Regions from separate parts of the Homo sapiens genome. Here region 1 is linked to region 2. Evidence: read pairs that join two places in POLR2A ChIA-PET (ENCODE). Cell type or tissue: PC-9. All regions are shown on one strand. Links, peaks and the distances in the headings refer to the core of each region. The heading gives the core; the rest is flanking DNA.

The links. Peaks named below come from ENCODE experiments on the same cell type or tissue, not always from the same donor. Only the 100,000 strongest peaks of a DNase experiment are listed, where the experiment ranks them.
Region 1: POLR2A ChIA-PET joins it to region 2 with 15 read pairs; 2 of 35 experiments call an interaction of 5 or more read pairs at or near these places.

The regions. Positions count from the first base shown.
Region 1 is chr5:66,060,281-66,077,237 of GRCh38, forward strand. ERBIN (erbb2 interacting protein) reads left to right here. Exons shown (of 26, transcript NM_001253697.2): 22 at 11,889-12,011; 23 at 14,744-14,950; 24 at 16,036-16,128; 25 at 16,595-16,669. Among named protein-coding and RNA genes, the nearest start is that of SREK1, 76 kb to the right of the region's middle. In PC-9, for the core only: no CTCF peak of the experiment used is centred there; no DNase peak of the experiment used is centred there; H3K27ac peaks cover 812 bases.
Region 2 is chr5:65,864,285-65,881,241 of GRCh38, forward strand. No RefSeq gene overlaps it. Among named protein-coding and RNA genes, the nearest start is that of ERBIN, 54 kb to the right of the region's middle. In PC-9, for the core only: no CTCF peak of the experiment used is centred there; DNase peaks (open chromatin) are centred at 7,097, 9,067 and 10,157; H3K27ac peaks cover 2,670 bases.

The DNA.
Region 1 (16,957 bases), core at 3,933-11,932, 190 kb after region 2:
TCAAGGAATTTATCCATTTCTTCTAGATTTTCTAGTTTATTTGCGTAGAGGTGTTTTTAGTTTTCTCTGATGGTAGTTTGTATTTCTGTGGGATTGGTGGTGATATGCCCTTTGTCATTTTTTATTGCGTCTGTTTGATTCTTCTCTCTTTTCTTCTTTATTAGTCTTGCTAGCAGTCTATCAATTCTGTTGATCCTTTCAAAAAACCAGCTCCTGGATTCATTAATTTTTTGAAGGGTTTTTTGTGTCTCTATCTCCTTCAGTTCTGCTCTGATCTTAGTTATTTCTTGTCTTCTGCTAGTTTTTGAATGTGTTTGCTCTTGCTTCTCTAGTGCTTTTAATTGTGATGTTAGGGTGTCAATTTTAGATCTTTCCTGCTTTCTCTTGTGGGCATTTAGTGCTATAAATTTCCTTCTACACACTGCTTTGAATGTGTCCCAGAGATTCTGGTATGTTGTGTCTTTATTCTCATTGGTTTCAAAGAACATCTTTTTTTTCTACCTTCATTTCGTTAGGTACCCAGTAGTCATTCAGGAGCAGGTTGTGCAGTTTCGATGTAGTTGAGCGGTTTTGAGTGAGTTTCTTAATCCTGAGTTCTAGTTTGATTGCACTGTGGTCTGAGAGACAGTTTGTTATAATTTCTGTTCTTTTATATTTGCTGAGGAGTGCTTGCTTTACTTCCAACTGTGTGGTCAATTTTGGAATAGGTGTGGTGTGGTGCTGAAAAGAATGTATATTCTGTTGATTTGGGGTGGAGAGTTCTGTAGATGTCTGTTAGGTCTGCTTGGTGCAGAGCTGAGTTGAGTTCCTGGATATCCTTGTTAACTTTCTGTCTTGTTGATCTGTCTAATGTTGACAGTGGGGTGTTAAAGTCTCCCATTATTATTGTGTGGGAGCCTAAGTCTCTTTGTAGGTCCCTAAGGACTTGCTTTATGAATCTGGGTGCTCCTGTATTGGGTGCATATATATTTAGGATAGTTAGTTCTTGTTGAATTGATCCCTTTACCATTATGTAATGGCCTTCTTTGACTCTTTTGATCTTTGTTGGTTTAAAGTCTGTTTTATCGGAGACTAGGATTGCAACCCCTGCCTTTTTTTTGTTTTCCATTTGCTTGGTAGATCTTCCTCCATCCGTTTGTTTTGAGCCTATGTGTGTCCTTGCATGTGAGATGGGTTTCCTGAATACAGCACACTGATGGGTCTTGCCTCTTTATCCAATTTGCCAGTCTGTGCCTTTTAATTGGAGCATTTAGCCCATTTACATTTAAGGTTAGTAGTGTTATGTGTGAATTTGATCCTGTCATTATGATGTTAGCTGGTTATTTTGCTCATTAGTTGATGCAGTTTCTTCCTAGCCTTGATGGTCTTTACAATTTGGCATGTTTTTGCAGTGGCTGGTACCGGTTGTTCCTTTCCATGTTTAGTGCTTCCTTCAGGAGCTCTTTTAGGGCAGGCCTGGTGGTGACAAAATCTCTCAGCATTTGCTTGTCTGTAAGGTATTTTATTTCTCCTTCACTTATGAAGCTTAGTTTGGCTGGATATGAAATTCTGGGTTGAAAATTCTTTTCTTTAAGAATGTTGGATATTGGCCCCCACTCTCTTCTGGCTTGTAGAGTTTCTGCCAAGAGATCAGCTGTTAGTCTGATGGGCTTCCCTTTTTGGGTAACCCAACCTTTCTCTCTGGCTGCCCTTAACATTTTTTCCTTCATTTCAACTTTGGTGAATCTGACAATTATGTGTCTTGGAGTTGCTCTTCTCGAGGAGTATCTTTGTGGCGTTCTCTGTATTTCCTGAATTTGAATGTTGGCTTGCCTTGCTAGATTTGGTTAGTTCTCCTGGATAATATCCTGCAGTGTTTTCCAACTTGGTTCCATTCTCCCCGTCACTTTCAGGTACACCAGTGAGACGTAGATTTGGTCTTTTCACATAGTCCCATATTTCTTGGAGGCTTTGTTCGTTTCTTTTTATTCTTTTTTCTCTAAACTTCTCTTCACGCTTCATTTCATTCATTTCGTCTTCCATCGCTGATACCCTTTCTTCCAGTTGATCGCATCAGTTACTGAGGCTTGTGCATTCGTCACATAGTTCTCGTGCTGTGGTTTTCAGCTCCATCGGGTCCTTTAAGGACTTCTCTGCATTGGTTATTCTAGTTATCCATTAGTCTAATTTTTTTTCAAAGTTTTTAACTTCTTTGCCATTGGTTTGAACTTCCTCCTTTAGCTCGGAGTAGTTTGATCTTCTGAAGCCTTCCTCTCTCAACTCATCAAAGTCATTCTCCGTCCAGCTTTGTTCCGTTGCTGGTGAGGAGCTGCGTTCCTCTGGAGGAGGAGAGGTGTTCTGATTTGTAGTTTCTGGTTTTTCTGCTCTGTTTTTTCCCCATCTTTGTGGTTTTATCTACCTTTGGTCTTTGATGATGGTGATGTACAGATGGGTTTTTGGTGTGGATGTCCTTTCTGTTTGTTAGTTTTCCTTCTAATAGTCACAACCCTCAGCTGCAGGTCTGTTGGAGTTGACTGGAGGTCCACTCCAGACCCTGTTTGCCTGGGTATCAGCAGCACTGGCTGCAGAACAGCGGATATTGGTGAACCGCAAATGCTGCTGCCTGATCATTCCTCTGGAAGTTTTGTCTCAGAGGAGTACCTGGCCGTGTGAGGTGTCAGTCTGCCCCTACTGGGGGGTGCCTCCCAGTTAGGCTACTTGAGGGTCAGGGACCCACTTGAGGAGGCAGTCTGCCTGTTCTCAGATCTCAAGCTGCGTGCTGGGAGAACCACTACTCTCTTCAAAACTGTCAGACAGGGACATTTAAGTCTGCAGAGGTTATTGCTGTCTTTTGTTTGTCTGTGCCCTGCCCCCAGAGGTGGAGCCTACCGAGGCACGCAGGCCTCCTTGAGCTGTGGTGGGCTTCACCCAGTTCGAGCTTCCCAGCTGCTTTGGTTACCTACTCAAGCCTGGGCAATGGCGGGTGCCCCTCCCCCAGCCTCGCTGTGGCCTTGCAGTTTGATCTCAGACTGCTGTGCTAGCAATGAGCGAGGCTCCATGGGCGTAGGACCCTCCGAGCCAGTTGCGGGATATAATCTCCTGGTGTGCGGTTTGTTAAGCCCGTTGGAAAAGCGCAGTATTAGGGCAGGAGTGACCCGATTTTCCAGGTGCCATCTGTCACCCCTTCCTTTGACTAGGAAAGGGAATTCCTTGACCCCTTGTGTTTTCCAGGTGAGGCGATGCCTCACCCTGCTTCGGCTCAGGCATGGTGTGCTGCACCCACTGTTCTGCACCCACTGTCCGGCACTCCCCAGTGAGATGAACCCGGTACCTCAGTTGGAAGTGCAGAAAACACCCGTCTTCTGCGTCGCTCACGCTGGGAGCTGTAGACTGGACCTGTTCCTATTCGGCCATCTTGGCTCCTCCCAATTTCTCGATTAAGACATTTTTAAAAAGTGAAGATAGTCTCTGTATGTTTAGCTTGTAAAAATTTGTTTTAAATACCTATTTATCAAGGATGATGATCTTGAATAATTTTCTGTTAAATATACTTATCTGTCAGAAACAATACCAATAAAATGTCAATAGAGACATTCGTATTTATATACACACTTATATACGTACACACATAAAACTAACAAAAATAGAAATTTCAATGGAAATTTGGTATTTTCTTCATGATTTCATTATTAATCATCTCTTCTTCAGAAAATATAGTTCAGAAGATTATTTCATAGTTTAGGTAATAACTGGTTCAAAAGATGAAATGTTAATGTACTGCTAGTAATTATCTGTCGGTGAGATTTGGGGACTTTTTGATACATTTCTAAAATGTTTTCATTTTGAAAGATAAAATGGTAATGATAAATGCAATAGTAATCACAGAAGATGGGATTATTCAACAAACAGTGCTTTTTGAAAAACTTACAATTTTGATAAATAGGATTAAGATTAATAGATTAAGGTAAAAGTTATATATCAAGAAGGAATTCTGAAAGCAGAGACAAGGAGTTCAACCTGGTTGAATTAAAGATGTATTTTGAGAACATTTGATAATAAAGTATGAATATTAGAAAGTCATAATATATAAAGTTTATTTGGTATTTACAAAGTGCCAGAAACTACTATCACTGTACAGTTACCTTGCTATACAAATATTTCTCAATTTTCACATGAGTCCTGTGTGATATTTTTATTATCTCATTTTACCATAAGGAAATTTAGGCACAGAAGAGTTAAGTAATTTTCCCAGGATGATATGTGTTACGTAGTGTAGAGGAATGACTTTAAAAGCCTATCAGAAGAATTTCAAGTTGACACAATAAACAAAAGAGAGCCACTATTATTTCCTGAGCATATAGAGTATTTTAGGATATCTTAGGCAAAAGTGTTCAGGATGAATTGATAAGAAGTAGCTTAGGAAACAGTTTCAATAATAAAACAGCCAAATGAGAGATACTTGAGCTGGGGTTTTGGCTCTCGTGGTGATGAGTCTGAAAAACACTTGGGTTAAAATTGTTTAGTTTTAGGGATGGAATGAGAAAAAAGATTGAAGAGGTAGCCAAGGTTTCTGATTTGAGATATTTGGTCATTAACCTTATTTAATTAATTAATTTTTTAAATAGAGACAGGGTCTCACTATGTTGCCCAGGCTGGTCTCAAACTCCTGGCCTCAAGCAATCCTCTTGCTTCAGCCTCTCAAAGTGCTGTGATTACAGATGTGAGCCACCATGCCCTGCCAAATCAATATTTTTTTAAAGTTCTGGTAGTTAAGGAAATGAAGTCTTTAAAGCATTGTGGTATAGTATAAAAGTTTGGCAAAAAATAGCTTAGTTGGTTTTGAATATATTGAATTTGATGTGATGACTGTGTGCAAGTAACATGGAACACAATACGATACTAGGTTTAGTGATGCAAATTTGAGATACAAACCATGTGAATGAGTGAATTTTCCTAGGCAGTAATTATGTGGGATAAGAAAAAAGTGTGTTTTTAAGAGACTGAAAAGATACATTGTTTTAAGTAATGTTAAATTGCTAAGATTGCTAGACATACTTATTATTTCAAAGAGCAGCCCATTCCAATTCAGTGATATGTACACCCTTAAGATTTCTTCACCATCTTTCATCTTTTCCCCTCTTACCCACCATTAACTGCTAGAAATTTATTATTTTAAGGCAGGATGGTTTGAATAACCAAACATTTGTACCTAGATTTTACCTTTGTTCTTCCTTTAACCTAGGTAAGTGGTTTTCAAACTTTACTATATGGGGTCTATAAATAAAACTGTACATTCCGAGTGATTTCAGAGATTTTCAGATTAATTTTGACCTGTGTGTGTGTGTGTGTGTGTGTGTGTGTGTGTGTGTGTGTGTGTGTGTGTGTGTGTGTGTGTGTGTGTTTTGCTTTGTATGTGAACCAGCATCCATTTATTTGTTATCCCATTTTCCAGTAAGGAAATTCAGGCGCAGAATAATTAAGTAATTTTCCCAGGATGATATATATGTTATGTGAAGGAGGGGGAACAACTTTAAAAGCTGGTCTGAAGAATTTCAAGTTGACACAATAAATAAGGTGAAGCCACTGTTACTTCCTGAGCAGATATAGTACTTTAGGTTATATAATGTTAGATGTGGTTCTTTTGAGTTGTCTGAGAGTTTAATGTGATTCTACCACCAGCCTCCTAAAAATAATTTTATTCAGTAAAAATAATCCTTAATATTGAAGCATAATTTGAGTAATTTGCCAGTGAAAATTAACTCTTTATTTCTGCAAGTCTCTCGTGGGGATGCTTTCTTTTCCTATGTTCAAAACATTCTAAAATCATGTAATTCTGAAAATTGTCCCTGTTTTATTTATATAACAACTTTGTGCTACTTTGATGCTTATTCATTAGATGGTGTAATCAGAATGTATGGGCGTTAGAAGCAGATTGAAAGTGCTACATAAATATATTACTAATTAACTACTTTAATAGCAGCAGGATTTAGACTCCAAACTTCATTGATTCAAAGTGGTAGAAGATGATGGAGGATCTCTATTCACTCCCCTACACCCACCATCTTAATTCTAATGGCAAAGTAGACATTTAAAAATTTTACCCTGGGGGCTTTCACAGTGCCTGCCCTACCTCATGAGGTCAGTTCCCAAATTAAAATTTGCTACTTTACTCAGCTGAGAGTTAGTAGTAATAATCTATTGAAGCTTAAGTAGTTTTTAAACCTTTTAATAGTCACCCCTCTTAACCTCCCACTGCCAAAAATAAAAAAAAAAAAACAAAAAAAACTGTACCTGGAATTCAAAGATACAAAGTAGATGTCACCTTGAAAATTTCAAGATTTATTTAATTAATAAGCAAAATTTGAAAAGGAATAAGAACTTTTTATTTCAGAGGTGAATGGTTACTATCAGCATTTACTAACATTCCTTATGAGAACTCAGATATTAAGCATTCCAAACCATAATATGATTAACACAACATGGTAAGTGTTACGTTCACTCGTTATTATACAACTATCAGTATGTAATGAACAACATTGCCCAGGACATTATGCCTAGCATTTAATTGAGCACTCTACAATGTGTTGTGACAGGAAGCAGTTTTACGTGGATGTCTGCACAAACCTGAATTTAAAACCAGACCTGTTTTGAGCTTCAGCTTTATTCATCAGTAAAATATTTACAGTAAGCTCATGTGTTTGGAGATGACAGAGAAAGCTTTGCTACAAGATCTGTCTAAAGGGTTAATCAGGCCACTTGAGTCAATAACACATTAAAGCTCTCTGCACAGCAAATGTGTGTGTCTGTTATTTATGTATGTATGAATGATTTCTTTGTTTTTTTTTATTCCAGTCAAATGTTTATGAAACCTCCAGATTGCCTCGTTAAATCCTTAACCTTGGTGAAATGGTTTGGGAAAATGCAGGTCTGGGCTATAAGTTTAGCTTTTTCTTTAGTCACTACTTTAGATTTCACAGAATAACTGGAAGTGTACATGGTAATTTTATAGATCTTTTTCTTTATGGAATCCTGTATTTCTTGGCATTAGACGTCAACTTCAGATTTTGAGAAGGAATGTATTTGCTAAGAGTAATACAGAAATGCTTGTTATGATATTTCTGTATTAATAACAAGCCATGCTCAAAATGTGGTTTCATCCAGTTTGACCATTAAGCCCTCAGCACTCAGGGACATGACTAAAGGCACTCACATGGAAGAACGGCAGTTCATAACACTGGGAATAAACAAGTGGAACAGCGGGAATCAGGCAGTGTGTTTATTGAGGTACATCTTCAGGCAGTACTGGGATTAGCAATTAGGTATTCATATGAATTCAGTTTGTGAGAGGATTCCATCAATGGCTCTTCAAATTTAAGCAGCAAAGGCCACCACTAACTCCTAAAATATAGTGATCTTTAATACCAGTTTATTTGAATGGGGAAAATTTGCCACACATTTTCTCGTTTTCTTCTTCTTGTAATTTTAGAGCAGCAGGAGCATTTTAAAAGTTATACTCACCAAGCCTGGGCAAGGTGGTGAGACCCTGTCTACATGAAAAATAAAAAAACTAGCCAGGCATGGTGGTGCACACCTGTGGTCCCAGCTACTCAGGAGCCTGAGGCAGGAGGATGGCTTGAGCCCAGGAATTTGAGGCCAGCCTGGGTAACATAGCAAGACCCATGTCTCTTTAAAAAATAAAATTAAAAAGGGTATATCATAAATTCGCGTATGTTAAAACTATTCTCTAATGCAAGATATTTTTCTAAACATTTAGAAATTGAAATGTGGTCCGGCACAGTGGCTCATACCTGTAATCCCAGCAGTTTAGGGGGCTGAGGCAAAAGGATTGCTTGAAGGAAGGAGTTTGAGACCACCCTGGACAAGTGTAGTGAGACCTCGTCTCTACAAAAATAATAATAATAATAATAATAACAACAACTAGCCAGGTGTGGTAATGAGGACCTGTAGTCCTGTCTACTCAGGAGGCAAGATCTTTGAGCCCAGGAGTTTGAAGCTGCAGTGAGCCAGGAGCTTGCTATTGTACTCCGGACTGGGAGTCTACCTCTTAAAAAAAAAAAAAATTTTTGAAGTGGTATTTTTTGCAAATATATTTTGTGTTATGTATATTTAAACACTCAGTTTGTTTAATATGTTAGAATTTGCATAAAATGAAGTAGATTCTCTAAAAATTCATTTGACTTAGAATTACTGGGTGTTGGTAAAATTTATCTTTATATAGAGAAATTAATTTCTGTTCTGTATATGACTTTAGATACACATACATCAGCATATGGCGTCAACTCCTATTTTCTGACATATATATCTAAGATGTGTTAGGAGTAAAGGAAATAGCATTCTAAAAGCAGTTATATGTCTGTACTTTCTTCCTTTGCTTAAACATGTGAATGGTTGTATTTACGTGTAATTTGTGTATATGTATATGTTGTCATATAAATACATGGTAAATGGTTCCAATTTCTTTCACTAATGAAAATTAGTGTTGCATGATACTTCTCTGGTTTTGGGGTTACTTGTAAATAAGTCTACGTATATAACATGTCTCGTGGATTTTGCATGCTACACTAATCTCTGTTAAATCTATCCCCTCTTTATTCAGAGCATGCTGTCAAGGTCCTTTAATTCCAATTTTACTACTGTAAGCAGTTTTCACTGTGGCAGCTCTAGGGATCTGCATGGCAGCCAGGGCAGTCTTGCCTTGAGTGTTGCAGACAGAAGAGGTTCTGGTGGGCACATTTTTCGAGTGAGTACCTACACTAGACCAATACTTTTAGCTTGTAGAAGAGAAAACCCCAAATTTTAAGTGTTTTAATGTTTCCAGGAAAAAAAATGTTTACTCTGGGTTAGAAACCTTGATTTCCTCTGAGTTCTTCCATGGCTTAGTTCTAAATCTTTCTTCAGAGCTGATAAATTCATTATCTCCTGAGTTTCTTTGGTCATAAACTAATGATGTAGTCAGCCCTTGTTTATGCAAAAAAGTGAACAATAGGAATAACTGAGAGATCTTCAAAAACTATTCTTTGTAGTATGTTTTCTCTTAATATTAAACTTTTCTATTCCTAAGGATTTTAAGGCTATGCTATATGTAATCCATAGACCTGTTACAGGGAGGAATAATTTTAACTCCAGTGACTGAGAATTGACTGAGAGAAAGCACTACCCTGAACTAATGTTAATCATAATTCACTGAGCATGATTAACTGTGAGACTGGAGAAATTGTAATAAGTGTCAGTGAAAAGACAAAGCACAAATCCTTTCTTACTCACATTTTACTAAACATTTCCTTAGTAGTGAAGAAGAAAGGTTTATGATTTTAACCAAAATTCAGTGTGGGGGATAAAAAGGCAGAGAAAGAAAGAACAACTCTGGCATGGCCCTGTTTTAAGATTTTTTTCCCATAACAACTTGAAGTAGTAGCATGGTCTCTAGAATATTTCCTTCCGCCCCTCTCCTTCAATCCCGAAAAGACTGTTTTGTCTCTAATAACCCTGTTTTATCCCCTCCCCATAGTTTCCTTGTGAAGTATTTGCTTACTTCTGGGTCCTTTACTTCTACCTGAGCGATGGTATCCCCCATTTTAATATATCCCTGGCTTTCTTCTGGTGTTACAGAATAGGAGCAATCTCCTGGATTCTCTTGGCTCTGGCTGTACCTGACCTAGACGTATGCTGTCCTCTGTCACCTGCCACCATGTGATTCCTATGCTGTTAAGAGTGGCAGCAGTTACGTTGAAACCTCCCAATTTTATTTATTTATTTATTCATTTATTTATTTATTTATTTTGAGGCGGGGTTTTGTTCTTGTTGCCCAGGCTGGAGTGCAATGGCGCGATCTCAGCTCACTGCAACCTCCGCCTCCCGAGTTCAAGCGATTCTCCTGCCTCATCCTCCCAAGTAGCTGGGATTACAGGTGCGCACCACCACACCCGGCTAATTTTTGCATTTTTAGTAGAGACGGGGTTTCACTATGTTGGCCAGAGGTCTTGAACTCCTGACCTCAGATGATCTGCCCGCCTCAGCCTCACAAAGTGTTGGGATTACAGGCATGAGCCACCGCGCCCAGCTAGGAACCTCCCAATTTAAAAGATGAGAGAGAAGGGTGATAACTATCAGTCTCTCATTCCAAGAGTCCCTGGGGGTAAAGATCAGTGGCTTTTATTAACTCAGGGGTAATCTTTGCCATTTATAGTCACCTGGAGCAATTGTATTTTCCACATTCTTTTATAGTAACATTTTGTGCTTGTTTTTTTTTAATTTGGAGCCTTTGAATACATTGAATTTTACTTCTACATTCATGGTGTGCTTGTTCTTTTAAAAAGTAGATAAACATAGTTATACATTCACACTTGAGTTAAAATTTCAAGCTGAGAGCTAAATTCATTTATGTATTCTAAAAGCACATCTCAAAAAGGGAGAAGGAAAATAAAGTATTCATTGCATAAATACACAAAATTAGATCACGTCTAAAAATTCTAAGCCATGGTTTGAACTAACTGCACATGATAGATGTGTTGCGGATATAATTTCTAAGATTAAATTCGAAATCCTTAACTCTATATGTATGCTGTAGTATGTCATAACAAAGTAGATTTTAGATTAATTTTTCAATATGATGATGTAGTTTGCATTTCTATGTTGCTAGCCGTAAACTGTTTTGAATGTAACAATAGTGCTATTTATCACAATCTGTTTTGTTTTCTAAAATATATATAGGGATGTGTTTAGAACTAAAATTGAAGTGAAAAACATATGTGTCTTGCTTCCTGGCATATTTATAATAATAAAATATTCAGGGGCCCTGTGCAGTGGTTCACACCTGTAATCCCAGCACTTTGGGAGGCCGAGGCAGGAGGATCACTTGAGCCCAGGAATTTGACACCAGCCAGGGCAATGTAGGGAGACCCTGCCTCTTCCCCCTCCCCGCCTACAAAAATTAGAAAATTAGCCAGGCATGGTGACACCACAACTGTTATCCCAGCTACTCAGAAGACTGAGGTGGGAGGATTGCTTGAGTCCAGGAAGTCGAGGCTGCGGTGAGCCTTGATCACACCACTGCACTACAGCCTAGGTGGCAAAGTGAGACTCTCTCCAAAAAGAAAGAAAGAAAGAAAGAAATATTCAGGGGTAATGAGATTGAGTCTTATTTTTCCCCTAAAGCTATCAGCTTGGTAAACTATAATACAGGGATATTATTTGGCCTATAAAGATATTAACCAGTTAATTGGTTTTAATAGCATTTCTCCATATCAGTACTTCTGAAACTATTGAACTCATATCAATGTGGCAGAATTAAGCTAAAGCAAATTTTATATTCATTTCACACCCCAATCTTATCCCAATAAAATAAGTTTTGTAAGACTATAAGTGTATTGGTTCTGCTTGTCATTAAAATTTAGGGGAAAAAAATCCCATGGGGTACTGTTCTATTGAAAGAACAGCAGTTAATTTTTTTTTTTTTTTTTTTACCAAAAATCTTTTTATAGTGCTCAACATGAGTGTGTTTTAGTTGGTCTTAAAATTTGAGACTCTAAACTTTGATTAATAACTATATTTGTTGTTCAAAGGTATTAAAAGCTAGGTATTACTGTAAGTAAAACTAAAAGGAAAAAATAACATGCAAAATTCATCTTCTACATGTGTGTATTGTACATAAGTAGATTAACAATATGTTTTCATATAAGCTTTTCATACATACAAAAATATCTTGCTATGTACCTTTGGAAGAAGTGAAAGATACTAATTGATGGCAGTAATGATGGCAGTGTTTGATTTGGGTCTTCATCTTTGCACTATTTGGCAATATTTTTTCCTAATCTTCTCTCAAGTGTCATCCTCTTGGTTTCACATCTTAAAGAACATTATTTGTTTACTTTTTATTTCCTGCTCATTAGAAGCATCCCCAGACATCCAGTTCAGGAGATCCTTGTCAAGATGGTATATTCATTTCAGGACAGCAGAACTACTCATCAGCCACACTTAGTCACAAAGATGTTCCTCCAGACAGCTTGATGAAAGTGGGTGCTCGGGAAAACAAAATGTAGTATCTGTGAGCTTTCTATATTTTGCAGCTTTTGGACTAGATATTATATGTGCTTTAGATGAAAATACTTTTTTGAGGGCTTTCCCCCCTTTATTAGTAAGGATTTTTAAAATATCAGAAATACAAAATAGAATTTGACCCTGTCTACTATTTCTCAGTTCATTTCATGATTTTTCTACCCTGGAGAATTATTTTATTTTTGCATTTAGATTTCTGTTATATAGTACCACCTATTTATTTTTTCATTTGAATCAAGGCCTTTTTGGTATTCCTGATAGTAAAACTATTTGGAGAATTGAAAATGAACTTGTGTTAAACTCTTCATTCTAGGATCTTTTACTATTACTAAAGTCAAATGTAATTACTTCAAATGATAATTAGAAATCATCTTGAAAGACTTTTGTATATGGTAGAATAGATGATGGTTGTGTTTTTAGTACTTTTGTTGCAATTATCTATGTATGGCCAGTGCCAGACAGATAATTTTTTACTATCCTCCCTCAACTATTTTTTCTTATTTTCTTAACTGATTCCATGCCTCTAGTATGACCAGATATAATTATGAAGCATAGTTATTTATTACATAAAACTTCTATGTTGCTCTTCAGAGTAGCTACCTGGTCATCTAATATATAAGTTCATAAGTCATCTAATACTTAAGTTCATCTAATATATAAGTTCTTAAGTTTCTATTATTTTACCCTCTTTTAATTGAGCTTTGTCATCCAGTTTTTTCTCATTACATATATTTTGTGGCTTAGGGTTACTGAGTTTAATACTTTCTAATTTCCTGAGCCATCTGCTAATTGTAGCTTAATATATTCCATGTGTATGTTTAACACTGATGTAGGCAAGACCAAATATTTGGTGTCAGGGAGTCTTAAGGTCAGTAGTAATTGTCACCTGGATTTTACCCAGGAGAAAGATACTGAATTTGCATGTAGGAATAAATGGTATAAACGTAGAGAAAATCATGGGCTATCTGCAGAATTGTATGTAAGTAATAAAGCAACAGCAGAACCAGTTAATTACTCATGGGCAAATCAGTTGCATTAAATCTACAGTGATCAAGTAATAAACAGGTTTTTTTCCTCCAGAAATGTAGGGCTAATATAGCCCTTCATTTTCCTTCTCTCCAACCAATATAAGATTTGTCAGTAACATCCTTGTGTCCTATCACAGAATACCCATGTGTGTTCCTAGACTTCAGAATTTAACTAAGTTCTCAAGTATAACACAGTTTAACAGTGAAATAGAATGCCTTTTTTAAAAATACAAATCTATACCAAAGCTAAACTACTTTATATCTTTCAGCAAGGTTCACCAAGAAAAGCATGCAGTTCTGAAAGTGTTGCCATATCTTTCTGCAAACTTTTCTATTTGGGTTAATTTAGGGAACTGGACCTCAACTATTTCCCTCATAGTTTTCCCATAATTTCCTTGTCTATGAGATTTTCTGTCTGTTAATAACCAACAAGGAAATTATAAGTTAATAGCTGAACCATATTTTTCTACACAAAAATCTTTTTATATGCAAATATTTGTAATATGACTGTAACCTCTTTTTTGTTGTTGTTTAGAGATGGAGTCTCGCTCTGTCACCCAGGCTAGGGTGCAGTGGCATGCTCATAGCTCACTGCAGCCTCAAACTACTGGGCTCAAATGATCCTCCTACTTGAGCCTCCCAAGGAGCTGGGACTACAGGTGTGCACCACCATGCCCAGCTAATTTTTTTTTTTTTTTTTTTTTTTTTTTAGAGATGGGGTCTTGCTGTTTTGCCCAGGCTGATCTTGAACTCCTGGCCTGAAGCAATCCTCCTGTATAGGCCTCCCAAAATGCTGGGATTATAGGCATGAGCTACTGCACCCTGCCTCTTGTTTTTAAGATAGATTCCTCATGCTAACAGAATAAGCTATTAGCCACATTTCTACAAAGGTGATTTTAAGTCAGGTTTATTCTCTAAAAATGAGAGGCATTAAAACAAAGATAGTTCTCTAACAACAACAAACTAATAATTTAAATTTTTTTGCTGTTTACTTTATGAATAGGGTAGAATGTCAACATTTAATTTTTATGGCTAATAGTCTATGGAATTAATAATAAGAGATTATAAACGTTGCTAACATACACACAAGGAATAAATCAGTTTTCTACATAGATAGCTGAATTGACTTGTTAATTTTGGAAAAGAAGGAATAAAAGCAGAAAAATAAATTTGGAAAGAATTTTACCACAAAATTAGTTTTTTTCTGAAGAAAAACGTCAGCAAATGTACCTTTTGTGTATGTGTGTTTGATTTAGTATGGGAAAAGATATGCATCTCATAGACTGGCTTAAATTTTAAAATTTTGGTATACTATGTGCCATTTTAACATTTGGTTATTATAAGATAGATACATCTAAGAAAATACAAGTGTAGCTCACAAAAAAGCAAGTAATTTAAAATGTAGATATGATGTACTTCCATTTGAAAGCTTAAAAAAGTGAGTGTAACAACAAGCACTCAGGAAACTTTAGAATTAAGACATTAATAGCTTATTTCTTTTAAGTTTTAAAATTATAGAAAAATAGTAAGTGGCATGGTATTGTTTGACTTAATTAGAATGTGAAAACTCTAGTGCTTTTGTAATGCTCCAAGAAGAAATCCAAATATTTGAAATAAGACATTATTATTGGTCATTTTAAGATACTTCATGTTTTTCTTAGATGCCTTTGAGTAATGGACAGATGGGCCAGCCTCTCAGGCCTCAGGCAAATTATAGTCAAATACATCACCCCCCTCAGGCATCTGTGGCAAGGCATCCCTCTAGAGAACAACTAATTGATTACTTGATGCTGAAAGTGGCCCACCAGCCTCCATATACACAGCCCCATTGTTCTCCTAGACAAGGCCATGAACTGGCAAAACAAGAGGTAAGAATAATCAAGACTATTTGAAATATGGGACTAAGCTTTTTATGTATTTTTATAGGTTACTTAATTATTAGTAAATCCATACAGAATATTAACGTAGTTATTACCATTTAAAGTTTTATTTTTATGTTACGTTTATAAGGCGTTAAACTTGGTAATTTTTATTTGACTTTGTGATCATGTAACATAGGATTTAGTATTTTGGGCATGATTTATTTATTCTGATACAGTTTCTTTACCAAAACTGGTTGATACTACAGTAGTCAGACATTCCTTAAGAATATAAATAGGAGACCATTAAGCTGAAATTGTTCTGTGACACTTAAAATCTTAATTCCTTAGATTTTGAAATTTGACTACAGACTTCAAACTACTTTGAGTATTTAATCTTAAAAAGTACTTTAAAAGTCAGCGAGCTACACATTCTTATATCTTGATAGTTATTAATAAAATGATAATATTAGAAAGGTAGAGATCAAATGCTTTATTCATTTTGGTTGTGTCTCTGGTGAAAGGGAGTGTTTTATAACACAGTTTTAATTCTTGCATCTTTTTTTTTAGCTTGGTTATAAAAACTCTCAATTGGTCATGTTTTAAAATCCCAACTCCTTTGAAGCCTTTAAACAGATTTGATAAATAAAGAGTTAGTATCATAAAACCACCAGTGGATCTTTTAGATATCTTATGTAACAAGCCACTAAACAGAGATACTGTGTAATTTAGATGTCCCACAAGTGGAAACTGATAATAATATACATGTTTTGTGTTTATGTACTATGTCATATAAAATCTGTGACGTCTAAAAAGTAAAACAGGGTCAATATTAATTGATTCCTTATCCTCATAAGACAAGCAATAAAATTAGGAGCTATGCTTTATATAATCCCAGCTCTGCCTTTAACTCACTAACTCATTAACATAATATTCTATGTTGTATTTCACTTCATCTGACCAAATATTTATTTTTGATGAATTCTTATGTTTATGTTTGCTTGGACTTAACCAATCAGTATTTAAATATGGATGTTGTTGCATTATAACTTTTTCTGAAATAGTAAGTTTCCTTTATTTTCATATTAACTCAGATTCGAGTGAGGGTTGAAAAGGATCCAGAACTTGGATTTAGCATATCAGGTGGTGTCGGGGGTAGAGGAAACCCATTCAGACCTGATGATGATGTAAGTTTTCTTTGTATATTCTTGAAACACCTATAAAGTTTTATTTACCGATTGAATACTTAAATGTAAGTGAAAATCTAATAGATGTTTATGTAAATCTAGGTAGACATCACCTGGATTCCCCACTCTATTGCTTACCTTTTTGTTTTGTAATTTGATCAGTTCAAGTTAAAACAATTTAACCAAAAACTATGAATGTTTATGATATAATGAAATGATTTTTAACTTTCTTATTGCTTTTTCACACACCTATAAAAGTAATTTTATTACTCTCAAGAGAAATCACTAAAGTCAGAATTACTAGAGGTAAAAATAACTAGTTTGTTACAGTATTACTCAGAGAAGTCAGGGAGAAAACTTGTACCATGATTCAAATATTTGCATGGTGTGGAGGAAAAATTGCTCCTTGGTACTCTGTTATTTATACATACTGTTTTTAGTTAAATAATTTTTTTTGTTGTTAAAGGGTATATTTGTAACAAGGGTACAACCTGAAGGACCAGCATCAAAATTACTGCAGCCAGGTGATAAAATTATTCAGGTAATTAAAATAAATCTTTTTTTTTTTCATTTTATAACACTCTAATGTTTTCACAGTTTAAAATGTTTTCACTTTAACTTTGAAAATTGTGGGTGGGAGGCTGAGGCAGGAGAATGGCGTGAACCCGGGAGGCGGCACTTGCAGCGAGCCGAGATCGCGCCACTGTACTCCAGCCTGGGCGACAGAGCGAGACTCTGTCTCAAAAAAAAAAAAAAAAAAAGTTTGATACATCATAGGATTTTGTTTAAGCTCAGGAATGTTAATTTTTACTAATTTGAGGGGGATTAG
Region 2 (16,957 bases), core at 5,202-13,201:
CAGTTCTACAGTTCTCTTCTCCAGAGGAAACCATATTACCAGTTTCTTACGGAAACATACTTTGTATATAGAAGTATATGTATGTATAGTCTTGTGTTTTACACCAAAGCTACTACACAATCCAAACTCCTTTACACCTTACTTCTTTCACTAAACAATTTATCTTTGGGATTAGTCTATATTAGTAACGTTGAACTGCTTCATTCCATTAAAGCAGCGGCCCTCAAACTTTTTGGCACAAGGCACTGGTTTTGTGGAAGACAGTTTTTCCACAGAGGTCAGGGGCTGGGGAGATGGTTTTGGGATGAAACTGTTCCACCTCAGATCATCAGGCATTAGATTCTCATAAGGAACACACAACCTAGATTCCTCACATGTGCAGTTCACAAACGGGTCCGTGCTCCTATGAGAATTTATTACTGCCTCTCATCTGACAGAATTCGGAGCTCAGGCCGTAATGCTGGCTCACCTGCTACTCACTTCCTGCTGTGCAGCCTGGTTCCTAACAGGCCATGGACCCGTACCAGTCCATGGCCCAGAGGTTGGGACCCCTGCACTAAATGACTGCATAGTATGCTAACTTGCACATCTAAGAATATATCTGTAGGATGAAAACAGCTTTGGGCATTTAAAATTTTGCCTTAATTATATAAGAAAGCCTGTTTTCCCCCACTTTCACCAACACAATGAGTTTGTAGACATTTTAATTCTTGCTAGTCTTAGGTGGAAAATGGTATCTCATTGTACCCTTAAATCTTAAATCTCCCTTAATATAAGGAAGGTCTTTCCATATGTAAAGATTTATTTTTATTTCCTGACCTGTAAGCTGTTTATATTGTTTGTGTATTTTTCTTCGATTATTTTTTCTTATTTTATAATAATTATTTATATATTAAGGGAATTAGCCCTCGGTCTGTGATATGAGTTACACTTTTTTAAATGAAAATTATTTTATTTTAATTTTGAGACAAGGTCTCACTCTATTGCCTAGGCTGGAGTCCAGTGGCACAATCATGGTTCACTGCAGCCTAGACCTCCCAGGCTCAAGAGATCCTCCCACCTCACTCCCACCTCAGCCTCCTGAGTAGCTGGGACTACAGGTGCACACCACCACACGGGGCTAACTTTTTTTTTTTTTTTTTTTTTAGAGATGGAGTCTTGCTATGTTGCCCAGGCTGGTCTTGAACTTCTGGGCTCAAGCAATCCTCCCAGCTCAGCCTCCCAAAGTGCTGGGATTACAGGCATGAGCCACCACCTCTAGCCTGAAACTCATATAATACATAGCAATTTAAGCTCCCACATATATTAATTTAGAAAGGATTGCAACTTAACAAACATTTATTGTGCCAGGCACTGCGAAAAGTGCTGAATATATAATAAAGATTGATTTGTACCTTTAAAACACTTACAATCTAAGAACAGAAAGACACTCCCAAACCAAATGATCATTACTTTATCATTTGGTAAGTTTTATTATAGGATAGACGTGTACACTACATGCACTTCAAGCTCAACGTGTCCAAAACTGAGTTTGTTGTCTTCTTCTAGGACCTCTTTTTCCATTGTTCCGTATCACAGATAATGGCATCATTAGTCACTCAGCTGCTTTGTTTAGAAACCTTGGAGTGATCCTTGAGTCCTTTCTCTCCTTCACTCTCAAAATGGATTTGCCATTTATCTGAAAGATCATTGTGAAGGACTGTAGGAAGGAGGAGGCTGGTGGCTGAGAAACTATTAATTGCATTAGTCCAGATAGCAATCGATGAGGTAGCAACCATGAGAATGGGGAAGAAGACAGAAGAGGGACTTGATGATTTTTAAGTATAGCCAGTGAGGAAGAGTTGGGGATAAGTTCCACATTTCTGGCTGAGTGGATGATGGAAGTCATGCATAGAGATGGGGATGGAGTGCGTAACTGTTTCAGGAAGGGAAAGATACAGGATTCAGTTTAGACATTTTGTGTTTGAGGTCTGGTGTGACAACCAAATATAATTTTAAGTACAGTACTGCCAACTCCCACTTTCCTGAGGTCATAAAAGGGCATGTTACTATGGTTAATTAAAAATCGATATGGATAATTCTTAAACTGTCCCTCTTTATTGCTCACGGCTTTCCTGGGTGTTCACAGTCTTCCTGGGCGCCCTGGTCACTGGCCCTGATCCAGCCACACCTTCTCACAGGTACTCTTATGAAAATTAAGCCCTGAAATAGGCAGAATATTGTCTGGTTTGAGTCTCACAACTTTTTCTCCTAGATAGAATTAAGGAGGCAATGAACAGCCAAAACAGAAACAGGAGGGAGTTGTGAGAGAGTAGCAAAGGGGTTGAATAATTTGAAGCATAGTTAATTGGCCTTTGAATAATCAGATTGCTACAAAAGTATCAGCTTATTTACTTTTGAAATATTATATTACCCCCATACCAGGAAAATAAAGGAATGAGGGGGAAATTACCTATAATCCAGTCACTCCCATAGGACCACTCTAAGCATTATGTAATACTATACTCGCTCCCATTTTTTCCCAGCCTCCTTTTCAAATGGTTATAAGTCACAGTGTAATCATTAATTGTCTAAAATGAATAGTGGTATCCTGGTGGCATAAGATAATTTTTATAAGTGGCCTTAGAGGAACATTGAATATAAAGTAAATGATCATTGTACCCTCTTTACCCTGCTATAAATCATTACTCTCTTTAAGGACATAGAAGGAAATGTGGGCTTATGTTCCAGGTACCTAACATACAAACAGGAAGTCGTGCAGACCTGAGACAGTCTGGTATATTAGCACTGAAATACAGCTACCTTTTAAATTAGTAAGAACTTTTTTTTAACTTATGTATGTTTTGTGGCATGGTAGCATGAAAAGATCACTGGTCTTAGAGGTGGGAGACTCAGGCTATAGTCCTAGCTTTGGCATTAACTGTGTGGTCTTGGGTTTAGTTTTCCTTCTGTACTAAATCAATTCAGATCTCCCGCATACCTGTCAGTGAGTGCGTTAATGTGACCCTGTTTGTCCGTGCCTGATACATGCCCACCCCTGAAGCTGGAGGTGAGATCACCCCTCTCTACACTAAAAAGACCTTGAGTCGGGAAAGAGTCCAGCCCCCAGAATTCCATGGGATGGGTTGTTACCAGAAGGGGAAATGGATTTGAGCAGGCAAAAACACTAGATGTTATCTAACTTTGTTCTCCGTATCTTTATCCCCAAAATGAAGGGATTGGTGTAAAAAGTTCTATTAATAAGTCTCTCTAGATCTGCCTTCACAGGATTGAAAGTACAGAATTGTACCAGTTGAAGTATGAAAAAAACTATGCTCTTCATTTGACTTCTAATTTGTGGTATCTACTCTCTATGACTTCAGGGCAATTTCATGAGTTCAGACCAGGAGTTTTAAACCAGGTTCCTGAGTGACTTTCCTGTTTTTGTGAGCTGTCTGTGTATACTTCCTGCAGAGAGAATGTTTTATTAATAGCAACATATGCCCTGAAACAACATACTTCTTTGACCCCAACACCGTTTTTATCTTTGGAAAACCGATGATGTGTTACTAAGTGTTAAGAATAGTTTATTATTTACTGTGCAGTTGCCAAACCGAATTTATTTTTACTCAAACTGGACAGTACCTGGCTAATACAATGACTCCCCCAAATTCAAGTTTTTCGCGGCATGTCGTCTTATTCTACAAGCTGGGAGAGTGTGTGAGATCAAAGGAATGTGCAAACAGGCCGGAGCCATGGCTCACGCCAGTAATCCCAGCACTTTGGAAGCCCGAGGCAAGCGGATCACTTGAGCTCAGGCATTCAAGACCAGCCTGGGCAACATGGAGAAACCCGGTTGTATTAGGGTTCTCTTAGAGGGACAGAACTAATAGGATATATAAAATATTATATATATATATCATATATACACATATATCATATATACATACATATATATCATATATATACACATATATATATCATATATATGAGAGTTTATTAAGTATTAACTTACATGATCACAAGGTCCCACAATAGGCTGTCTGCAAGCTGAGGAGCAAGGAGAGCCAGTCCAAGTCCTAAAACTGAAAAACTTGGAGTACAATGTTTGAGGGCAGGATCAGCATGGCAGAAAGATAAAGGCTCGGAGGCTAGGCCCATCTCTTTTTCACATTTTTCTACCTGCTTTATATTCACTGGCAGCTGATTAGGTTGTGCCCGCCAGATTAAGGGTGGGTCTGCCTTTCCCAGCCCACTGACTCAAATGTTAATCTCTTCTGGCAACACCCTCACAGACAAATCCAGGATCAATACTCTGTATCTTTCAATCCAATGAAGTTAACAGTATTAACCATCACACTGGTCTTTGCAAAAAGGACAAGAATTAGCCAGGCATGGTGGCACATGCCTGTGGTCCCAGCTACTTGGGAGGCCGAGGTGGGAGGATCACTTGAGCCTGGGGGACAGAGGTTGCAGTGAGCCTTGATTGCACTACTGCACTCCAGCCTGGGTGACAGAGTAAGACCCTGTCGAAAAAAAAAAAAAAAAAAGGAATGTGCAAACATACTTTAAGCATAATTTTGCCCTGACAACTCTTTTTTCCCCAATCTCTACTTGAACGATTATTTTTAATGGGACTGGCTCTGACAAAATAATCCTCACAGGACCTTTAAATTACATAATTAAGCAGAATAAAACAATGTATAATAAAAAGTTTCCTGTTCTTCAATTCTAATAGCAAATTTGCATATATATTCTCTCCATTAGCAAACTGGGATAATAATAGTGGCTCTCTATCTCAGAAGGTTGTTGAACTGATTAAAACGAGATAATGCATGTAAAATACGTGGCACAATGTTTGATGCAAACAAAATGGCCATAAATATTAGCTATTACTGTTTTACCATCCATAAAAAGAATATAATGCCTACCTCAGAGGGTGATTCTGATGATCGAAAGGGATACAAAGTGTTTAACAGGCCAGCACAGTGGCTTCACGCCTGTAATCCCAGCACTTTGGGAGGCTGAGGCGGGCAGATCACCTGAGGTCAGGAGTTCGAGACCAGCATGACCAACATGGAGAAATCCCATCTCTAATAAAAACACAAAATTAGCCAGGTATGGTGGCGCGCCTGTGGTCCCAGCTACTTGGGTGGCTGAAATGGGAGTATCGCTTGAGCCTGGGAGGCAGAGGTTGCAGTGAGTCTAGATCTGGCCACTGCACTCCAGCCTGGGAGAAAGAACAAAACCCTGTCTCGAAATTAATTAATGTAATTAAATGTTTAACATATGTTTAAAACACACATATATAAGCATATAAAGTGTTTAATATTTAAAAATAATTTCTGCTGCTGCTAATAGAAGAAATTTGTGGCTGTTTTTAAGGAATAATAGAATTTCCAAAATCAGTGTCTAGCAACATTTACCTTACTCATGAATTTAAAAAAACCTTCTGATTAGAATACCAGTTTCACTGCTGTTTAATAGTTTAACCCTATTTTGAATCAGCAAATTAGTGTTATGGTTAATTTTATATAAAACATAATGAAATGCATGTCCCAGCTCTGTCATCAAGCAGCTATTCCATCTTGGGCACATTCTTAATGTTTCTAGGCCTTCCTTACCTTATCTTTTAAAGGGCTATTATAATACTTATCTTGTGTACTTCCCATCATAATAATAAAATATTATGTGAGGTTGAAAATTTCCTTATCTTTAAAAGGGCTATAATAATACTTATCTTGTGTACTTTTCGTCATAATAATAAAATATTATGTGAGGTTGAGTTGATTAAAGAACCTTGTAAAGGGTCAAAAGAATAACAATCTGGCAGGGAGCGGTGGCTCATGCCTGTAATCCCAGCACTTTGGGAGGCCGAGGCAGGCAGATCACCTGAGGTCGGGAGTTTGAGACCAGCCTGACCAACATGGAGAAACCCCATCTCTACTAAACATGCAAAATTAGCCGGGTGTGGTGGTGCATGCCTCTAATCTCAGCTACTCAGGAGGCTGAGGCAGGAGAATTGCTTGAACCTGGGAGGTGGAGGTTGTGGTGAGCCAAGGTTGGGTCATTGCACTCCAGCCTGGGCAACAAGAGTGAAACTCCGTCTCAGAAAAAAAAAAAAAGTAACAATCTAACAATAATTTCTTGACTTGTCATGTACCAACTAAATGCCAAGCCTATGCTAACTGCTATATTTATATTGTCTCATTTAATTCTCACAACAGCTCCATTAAGTAGTTGCTATTTTTATGTTTATTTTACAAATGAGGATCCTAAGTCTTAGAGATGTTACGTAACTTGCTTAAAGTCACATTTCATATTAAATGTGCAAATAAACATCTATTCAAACTCCAGATTACTCTTAACCTTTCTACTATAAAAATGCAAGTTATTATTATTTTTGTATAATAAGCAGTTTTTTTTAATGACATCGTGGTAGGGAAGCCCATAGAGGTGATTATTCAAATAGTAATTTTTTTTTTTTATGAGACAGAGTCTCACTCTGTCACCCAGGCTGGAGTGCAGTGGAGCAATCTTGGCTCACTGCAACCTCCGCCCCATGGGTTCAAGCAATCCTCGTGCTTCAGCCTCCCAAGTAGCTGGGACTGCAGGCATGTGCCACCACTTCCAGCTAATTTTTGTTTTTGTTTTTGTTTTGAGATGGAGTCTTGCTCTGTTGCCAGGCTGGAGTGCAGTGGTGCGATCCCGGCTTACTGCAACCTCTGCCTCCCGGGTTCAAGCGATTCTCCTGCCTCAGCCTCCTGAGTAGCAGGGACTAAGGTCGCTAGCCACCCCACCCAGCTAATTTTTTTTGTATTTTAGTAGAGAAGGGTTTTCACCATGTTGGCCAGGATGGTCTCGATCTCCTGACCTGGTGATCTGCCCGCCTCAGCCTCCCAAAATGCTGGGATTATAGACATGAGCCACCACACCCAGCCTAATTTTCGTATTTTCAATAGAGACGAGGATTTCCATGTCTGTCAGGCTGGTTTCGAACTCCTGACCTCAGGTGATCCACCCACCTCTGCCTCCCGAAGTGCTGGGATTAGTCATGAGCCACCTCATCCGGCTCAAATAGTAATTTACTAACACATTTTACTCACACATTTCTGACATTTTTAAGGGAACAGTGGTAAATAAAAATGACTACTCCTTGAAATATGTGTTTAATTTTCTAGGGAGAGGTGGATCTTGTTCCTTTTTGAAGTAGGAGCCAGGCTAGCCAGTGTTCCCTTCTCCTCTAGGAGCCATACACTTGATGGACATAAAACATTGCAGAGAAAACAGAAGCCCTTTCTTCTAAAAAGATTACAACTCATATTTGCTTCAAATAAGACCTGAAATAGCTGCTCACTCCTAAAAGAGTATCTGAACTTTATGGGAAAAGAAGAGCACCATCAAGTAGGCAACCATTCCTGGGGAGAAGTTGATTTGGCTATCAGGTTAAATAAACATCTTTTATATTTCAATCTATTCCATGGTCCTTGTATTAGTCCATTTTCATGCTGCTGATAAAGACATACCGAAAACTGGGTAATTTATAAAGAAAAAGAGGTTTAGTGGACTCACTGTTCCACGTGGCTGGGGAGGCCTCACAATCATGGCAGAAGGCGAAAGGCACATCTTACATGGCAGCAGACAAGAGAGAATGAGAGCCAGGCAAAAGGGGAAACCCCCTTATAAAATCATCAGATTCAAATCTCGTGAGACTTACTCACTACCACGAGAACAATATGGGGGAAAACACCACCATGATTCAATTATCTTCCACCAGGCCCCTCTCACAACATATAGGAATTATGAGAGCTACAATTCAAGATGAGATTTGGGTGGGGACACATCCAAACCTTGTAAGTCCTCATCCAAAATAATTATTTTGCTTAATTTTAGACTATAGATTTTTATAAACAAACCTCTTTGAAGCACTAATAGCTGAGTTTTTCCATTATTAGACCCTTAGAGTCTTTGAAAGTAGGTACTAAGAAACTTGTGGTCTAGGGGTAAGAAGAGCTCTGCTGCTTGTTTAGGTTTAATTTTGAGCCACAAAATGACCTCAACTTTTATATAATTATACTATATCTTGGCTGTCAATTTATAATTGCCCACCAGAAAACCAAGATTGTTGATTCTTAATGAGGCAAACCCAGCAGTGTGATGGAGCCAACTCCTACATGCTGTGGATAATTGATTATTAAACATTTAAAATTTTTTAATCCCAACATTTTTGAAGGCTGAGGCAGGAGGATTGCTTGAGGCCAGGAAGACAATACCAGCCTGGGCAATATAGTAAGACTCTGCCTCTCTCTCTCTCTCTCTATGTATATGTATATATATATACATAATTTTTTTTAAATTAGCCTGGTGTGATGGCATGTGCCTGTAGTCCTAGCTACTCTGGAGGCTGAGGTGGAAGGATGTCTTGAGCCCAGGAATTTGAAGTTACAGGGATATATATATATCACTGTGATCTATCTATCTATCTATCTATCATCTATCTATCTATCTATCTATCTATCTATCTATCATCTATCTATCATCTATCTATATCTATCTATCTATCTATCTATCTATCTATCTATCTATCTATCTATCTATCATCATCTATCTATCATCTATCTATCTGTCTGTCTATAGAGAGAGAGAGAGATAATTTTTATGAGAGTTATATGAGGCAATGTTAAACCTTGGTAGCTTGAAATCAGACATGATGGGGGTATTTATACCTCAGAAAATGGCAAATGCTGCCAGTCAGGTCCTCCATTTCCCCGTTTCCTTTCTCCATGTATCCCCCACCCATCCACCCACCCAACCTGCCCTGAGAGCCTGTTCACCAGCACACAATTGAGTAGAGCCATCCTGTTTCCAGTGAAGTATCAGAAAATGAACCCCAGGCCTGATGCTCTGTTGCCAATGATCAGCAACCCGCTTCTCATCATACTTAGAAAATGGCAGCCCTCACAGCCTTGGTTACCAACCCAGGCAAATGTGAAACTCCAAATACCAATGGTAAGAGAATAATTTTCATCTCTGAAGGTCAGAAGTTCACTTTAAAGTGTCAGCTGCTGTTTGGCAATGATAGGTTGACATGGAGTACCAAAATATTCTAAGGTCTGTGGGAAATGAGTGACTCATTTTCCCAATCAGCAGAGTAGGGGAAATTCATCCCTCAAAACATGATGGGATTTTCCTTCCAATGTCATTAATCACAATGAATATGTTTGAGGATTATACAGTAACAAGGTGGGAGAAACTAGATCTCATGCAGTCAAAATACGTGAAGAACAGTTCTCCATTGGACTAGGTAATTCATTATTCTACTAATTTTGCCTTGTGTAAATCCTGCCTTCTCTGTATATCAGCCAGGCCAGAACTGTTCTAACTTGTACATTTCATCTTCCAGCGAATGTTCCAAGAAACATGTTTGTTTATTTTGTTTGTTTTCTGCAGATTTATCAGGACTTTATTTAATTCACCTGAGGCCTAACATAACATCTGACTCAAGCCTGTGAATATTTGTGTTTCTTAGTCTTTGGGCTCACAGTATAGAAATGAACTAGAAATGAACTAAAATCCTGGAAAACAATCCAGGGTCTTTGCCAAATAAAGAAATATATATTCCTTCAGACTAGGACTATACAGTACCTGGTTTGAATCTAGTGAAATCTCCCCCAACAATTGTGGAACCCATACACACTTTCAATTCTCATTCTTTTTTTAAGACCTTAGGAAAAAGAAACTACATCAGGCATCTTTATGAGACAGGTGAGCATGAAGTTCACGAAATTTTAAAATTAACATCTAAAGCAGAAATTCTCAATTGTGGCTCATATTAGAATCATCTAAGGGGCTTTAAAAAAATCTCAATATTCAGGCCACACCACAGACCAATTAAATGAGAATTTTGGGGGTGAGACCCAGGCATTGATAGTTTTTAAAGCTCCCTAGACAATTTCAATGTGCGCCAAGGCTTTTCTGTTTGTTTTTTATCTTTATTATTTATTTATTTATTTATTTATTTTCAATGTGCGCCAAGGTTTGAGAACCACTGACTTAAAGCAATAAACTTGGTTTTCTGCCAGGTGAGATTTATTCTGTGTTTAGTCACTCTTCCTAATATATTAGAAATCTTCATTTCCTTAGTGTCCGATTGCCCAGTTGTTGGCTTTAAGACTTTAAATAGACAATGAATCATGCATTAAAAACAATGATCTGGAATAGGCCAGCTACCTGATGTACCAAAGCTGTGATCATGTTACATCCTTGCTCAAAAAACTTCTTGGTTAATAAGATCTGATATTGGTGAAAGTACAGAGCAGAAAGCGTTTGAATACCTTCTTTAAGAGCATAAATTGATGCAAATTTTCCAGAGAGCAAATTGAAAGCATATCTCAAATTTTAATACATATATATCCAGCAATTCTACTTTTAAGAATTTAGTCTAAAGAAATAATTGGCAAGTGTGCAAAGGTATTCATACAAAGATATTGATAACAACATTGGTTATGTTATTAGTAATATATATTTTCTAGATATGTTTTCATTTCAGTGCATCCAAGCTTTTGAAATACTGGAGGCTTGTTCAAAAGCCTTAATAGTATATATTGATATGCAAAAGTGTTCACAACCCATTACTGAATTAAAGAAAAATACAGATTGCCAAAAAGCATGTCTAGTATAATTCCACATATGTTTTTAAAAAAAGATCTATATTTTTATAAATTTTAAAAGGCTGGGGCTAGGTGTGGTGGCTCATGCTTGTAATTCCAGCAGTTTGGGAGGCCAAGGCAGGAAGATCACTTGAGCTCAGGAGTTCGAGACCAGCCTGGCCAACATGGTGAAACCCCATATCTACCAAAAATACAAAAAATTAGCCTGGTGTGGGTGCACACCTGTGGTTACAGCTACTCAGGAGGCTGAGGTGGGAGGATTGCTTGAGCCTGGAGGCAGAGGCTGCAGAGAGCCTGCAATGAGCCACTTCCACTCTAGCTTGGGTGACAGAGTGAGACTCCTGTCTCAAAAAAAAAAAAAAAGTTGGAAAATTGTACCCAAACTATTAACTGACTGCATCTGAGGAATAAAATTATACCAAGATAGGAGGGGAAAGCTTTGCCTCATTCTTTCTACACTTGTGTATTGTTTGAATTTTTTAAATGTACATGTGTTACGATTATAATTTACACAATGCAAACATGTTAAATTATTTTTTACCCACCACTTTCTATAGAATAAAGTCTAAACTTCTTAGCTTTATATTTAAAGCACTCAACAATTTGTCCCTCAACTACCTTTTGCCAGTCATTTAGACAAGTTTGTTGATAGAATTGAATTTCACTTTCATCTCTCCTATTTATACTAACTTGAGCCCAACTGTTCCCACCAAATTTGCCTTCATATTTGATCTCTGGGAGTATCTTTTCCTTTGCCTGAAATGCTCTCACTCTTCCTCCCCGTTCACTAAAATCCAACCAAGCTATGAAGGCTCAGATTCAGTGCTATCAAGTAGAGCTCTCCCTCCCTTGAATTACTGTATTATATAATATCTGATACTTAAGAAATGAGTATATCAAACAGAGGAATGAATCCTCACAGTGAAGATCAAGGTCCTGTTTAGTTTTCTCATTTAGGAAATGGGGACATACTACCTATCACATTAGGTTATTGTGAGGATTTAATGAGATAATTATGAAAAACACTTAGGACAATACCAGAATATGGTAATTCATAGTTCAAAAAAGCTAGTATTACCATTATCTTTTTTAAACCATTGACATCTTATCTCTATAGACACTTAATCTCTGGATACCAGAAACTGCATGCTAGGTACTCGAGTATCCTTCTTCAAACTCTGTGCAGTAGAACCTTCTATGTGATACATACTAATATTTGTTGCTGATGGTAACAAAGATTATTAAATCTATATATGACTAACTTCATTTTATTTTATTTTATTTTATTTTATTTTATTTTTTGAGATGGAGTCTCCTTCTGTTGCACAGGCTGGAGTACAACTGGTGCTATCTCAGTTCACTGCAGACTCACTGCAGCCTCTACCTCCTGGGTTCAAGCAATTCCCCTGCCTCAGCCTCCCAAATAACTGGGACTGCAGGCATGCAACACCATGCCTGGCTAATTTTTGTATTTTTAGTAGAGATGGGGTTTCACCATGTTGGCCAGGCTAGTCTCGAACTCCTGACCTCAAGTGATCTGCCTTGGCCTCCCAAAGTGCTGGGATTACAGGCATGAGCCACTGCACCTAGCCACTACTAACTTTAAAAAATAACAAATCACTTAGTTTGGACAATATTATAACTTCATGGTGCCAAGAATAAAATACAGGCATACCTCATTTTATTATGCATCACTTAATTACACTTTGAAGATATTGCATTTTTTACAAGTTGAATGTGGCAACCTGGCTTCAAACAAGACTATTGGCACCATTTTTCCAATGGCATGTGCTCACTTCCTGTCTCTGTCATAGTTTGGTAATTCTCACAACATTTCAAACTTTTTTATTATTGTTGTATCTGTAATGATGATCTGTGATAAGTGATTTTTTTAAAAAATAGAGGTAGGCTCTCACTGTCACCCAGACTGGAATGCAGTGGCACAATCACAGCTCACTGCAGCCTCGATATTCTGGGATCAAGTGATCCTCCCACCTCACTATCCCAGGTAGCTAGGACCACAGGTCCATCACCTTGCCTGGCTATTTTTAAATTTTTTGTTGAGATAGGGTCTTCCTATGTTGCCCAGGCTGGTCTTGAACTCCTGGGCTCAAATGATCCTCCTGCCCCAGCCTTGCAAAGTGCTGAGATGGACCACAGGATCAACCACCACACCCAGCCATCGTCGTCATCTCCTCCTCCTCCTCTTCCTCCTCCTCCTCCTTCTTCTTCCTCCTCTTCCTCTTCCTCCTTCTCCTCCTCCTCTTCTTCTTTTTTTTTTGTAGCGATGAAGCCTTGCTGTGTTGCCACACTGGTGTTGAACTCCTGCCCTCAAGCAATCATCACACCTTGGCCTCCTAAAGCACTAGGATTGTGTGATCAGTGATCTTTAATGTTACTATTGTAATTGTTTTTGTATGCCACGAACTGCACCCATATAAGATGGTGAACTTAATCACTAAATGCTGTGTGTGTTCTTACTGCTTTACCAACTGGCTTTCCTTCATCTCTCACCTTTCCTTAGGCCTCCTATTCACTGAAACACAACAGTATGGAAATAAGGTCACTAATAACCAACCCTACAATGGTCTTTAAGTGTTCACCTTTCAGGTGAAAGGAAAAGTTGTGTGTGTCTCACTTTATATCAAAAGCTAGAAGTGATTAAGCTTCATGAGGAAGGCATGTCAAAAGCTGCATTAGGCCTAAAGCTAGGCCTCTTGTACCATACAGTTAGCCAAGTTGTGAATGCAAAGGAGAAGCTGTTGAAGGATATTAAAAGTACTACTCCAGTGAATACACAAATAATAAGAAAGCAAAGTAGTTGATATGGAGAAAGTTTTAGTAGTTGATATGGAGATAGAAGATGAAACCAGTCACAACATTCCCTTAAGCCAAAGCCTAATCCAGAGCAAGACCCTAACTCTCTTACTATGAAAGCTGAGAGAGGTGAGAAAGCTGTAGAAGAAAAGTTGGAAGCCAGCAGAGTTTCGTTCATGAGGTTTAAGGAAAGAAACTGTCTCCATAAAAGTGCAAGGTGAAGCAGCAAATGCTAATATAGAAGTACAACAAGTTATCCAGAAGACCTAACTAAACTCATTGATGAAGGTGGCTACACTAAATGACAGGTTTTCCATGTAGATGAAACAACCTTCCATTGGAAGAAGATACCATCCAAAACTTTCATAGCTAGAGAGATCAATGCCTGGATTCAAAGTTTCACATGACAGGCTGACTCTCCTGTTATGGGCTAATGTAGCTAGTGACTTGAAGTTGAAGCCAATGCTCATTTACCATTCTGAAAATTCTAGGGCCCTTAAGGATTATGGTAAATCTGCTCTATGCTGTGTAAATGGAACAACAAAGCCTGGATGACAGCACATTTGTTTCAAGCATGGTTTACTGAATAGTTTAAGCCCATTGTTGAGACCTACTGCTACAAAAGAAAAAAAAAAGACTTTTTTCGAAATATTACTGCTCCTTCACAAGGCACTGGACACCCAAGAGCTCTGATGGAGATGTTCAAGGGGATTAATGTTGTTTTCGTGCCTGCTAACACAACAGCCATTCTGCAGCCTGTGGATCAAGGAGTAATTTCAACTTTCGAGTCTTATTATATAAGAAATACATTTCATAAGGATATAGTTGCCAAAGATAGTAATTCCTCTGATGGATCTGGGCAAAGTACATTGAAAATCTCCTGGAAAAGATTCACCATTCCAAATGCCACTAAGAACATGCATGATTCATGGGAGAAGATCAAAATATCAACATTAACAGGAGTTTGGAAAAAGCTGATTCCAACCCTCATGGATGATTTTGAGGGGTTCAAGACTTTAGTGGAAGAAATAATTGCAGATATGGTGGAAATAGCAAGATGACTAGAATTATTATTTTTATTTTTTTATTTTTTTTGAGACAAAGTCTCACTCTGTCACCCAGGCTGGAGTGCAGTGGCATTATCTCGGCTCACTGTAACCTCCACCCCCTGGGTTCAAGCAATTCTCCTGCCTCAGCCTCCCGAGTAGCTGAGATTACAGGCACATGCCACCACGTCAGGCTAATTTTTGTATTTTTAGTAGAGAAAGGGTTTCCCCATGCTGGCCAGGCTGGTCTCAAACTCCTGACCTCAGGTGATCCGCCCACCTTGGCCTCCCAAAGTGCTGGGATTACAGGCATGACCCACCAAGTCAGGTAATTCTAGTTCTCATGGTGAGAACTAGAATTAGAAGTGGAGCCTGAAGATGTGACTGAATTGCAGCAATCTTATGATAAAATCTGAAGAGATGAGGAGTTGCTTCTTACGGATAAGCAAAGAAAGTGGCTTTTTTTTTTTGAGGCAGAGTCTTGCTCTGTCACCCAGGCTGGAGTGCAGTGGTACAATCTCGGCTCACTGCAACCTCCACCTTCCGGGTTCAAGCGATTCTCCTGCCTCAGCCTCCCAAGTAGCTGGGACTACAGGAGCGTGCTACCACGCCTGGCTAATTTTTTTTTTTTTTGTATTTTTAGTAGAGATGGGCCTGCCTCGGCCTCCCAAAGTGCTGGGATTACAGGCATGAGCCATGGCGCCTGGCCTGAAAGTGGCTTCTTGAGATAAAATCCACTCCTGGTGAAGATGCTGTGAACATGGTGGAAATGACCACAAAGGGATTTAGAATATTATATAAACTTAGTTGATAAAGCAGTGGTAGGCTTTGAAAGGATTGACTCCAATTTTGAAAAAAAGGTCTACTGTGGGTAAAATGCTATCAAACAATATTGCATTCTACAGAGAAATCTTTTGTGAAAGAAAGAATCCATCAATGCAGTGGACTTCACTGTTGTCTTATTTCAAGAATTTTTCACAGCCATCCCAGTATTTAGCAACCACCAATCACTCTGATCAGTCAGCAGCCATCCACAGTGAGTCATGACACTCTACCAGTACAAAGATTATGACTCACTGAAGGCACAGATGATTGTTGTCATTTTTAAGCAAGAACGTATTTTTTAGTTATGTACAGTTATTTTAGACATAATGCTATTGAACACTTAATAGATTACAGTGTAGGCTGGGTGTGGTGGCTCACGCCTGTAATTCCAGCACTTCAGAAGGCCGAGGTGGGCAGATTACTTGAGGTCAGGAGTTCGAGACCAGCCTGGCTAACATGGTGAAACCCCATCTCTACTAAAAACACAAAAATTAGCCAGGCTTGGTGGCAGGCACCTGTAATCCCAGCTACTCGGGAGGCTGAGGCGGGAGAATCACTTGAGCCCGGGAGGTGGAGATTGCAGTGAGCTGAGACTGCAACACTGTACTCCAGCCCGGGCAACAGAAAGAGACTTCATCTCAAAAAATAAAAAAATAAAAAAAGTAAAAAAAAAGATTATGGTGTAAACACAACTTTTATATGGGCTGGGAAACAAAAAAATGCATGTGACTTACTTTTTTTGTGATATTTGCTTTATTGCAGTGGTCTGAAACTGAACCTGCAATATCTCCAAGGTATGCCTGTACCAACAGGAGATTATAATACTAAAACATTGCTGCCCTAAAATATACAAATAAAAAATATGCTCTTTCTTTGGTGAAATCACAGAATATAGGATAAGTCATTTTCAGAATTCTATTTTCATAAACACAGTTGACACTTACAAGATGCTGGACAAGTATAGTGAAGTATTTACAGAAAACACCAGATGAGTTTGGTTTATTTAATATATTTTTGGCAGATAACACACCATACTTCAGTAGAAGACTCCATGTGTTCTAGAGTTTTCACATATGGGACTTTATATGCAGCCATAGAAATAGAGTGCTGTACTCCAACAATCATAGCAAGAATGACCAAGTCTCGATATGCTTAGTTCCTCATGTTTTTCTAGCTTAAAATCACCACTAGATTACAGTTTTAAAATCTCAGTAACGTTATTGGCAGGCTGATTGGAACAGTTTCTGTTCTCACTTAATCCCACCGGACAGACATGATCTGTGTGTCCTGGCACAGTGCCATTGAAACAACTGGAGTCACCTGATACAGTACATTACTCTAGGATAAAGAAAGTCAGATTGTTATTTTATCTTTGGAGGCCTAACAAATATTTTGCTGAGCATAGCTTCTTCTTTTTTAGTTTGTGTGTCCATATACTACTTTATAGGTTAACAGACTTGGTCCCTCAGCACTGTGTGTCTAACTTTAACTGTGTCTTCATTGGGGTCAACACCTTGCTTTGTAGTCAAAAATGTCAAAATGTGAATCATTAAGAAAAGATAATATATACCTTACCTATTTTATTTAAACTGATAAATGTAAGTAACTCAGCAATCTTTT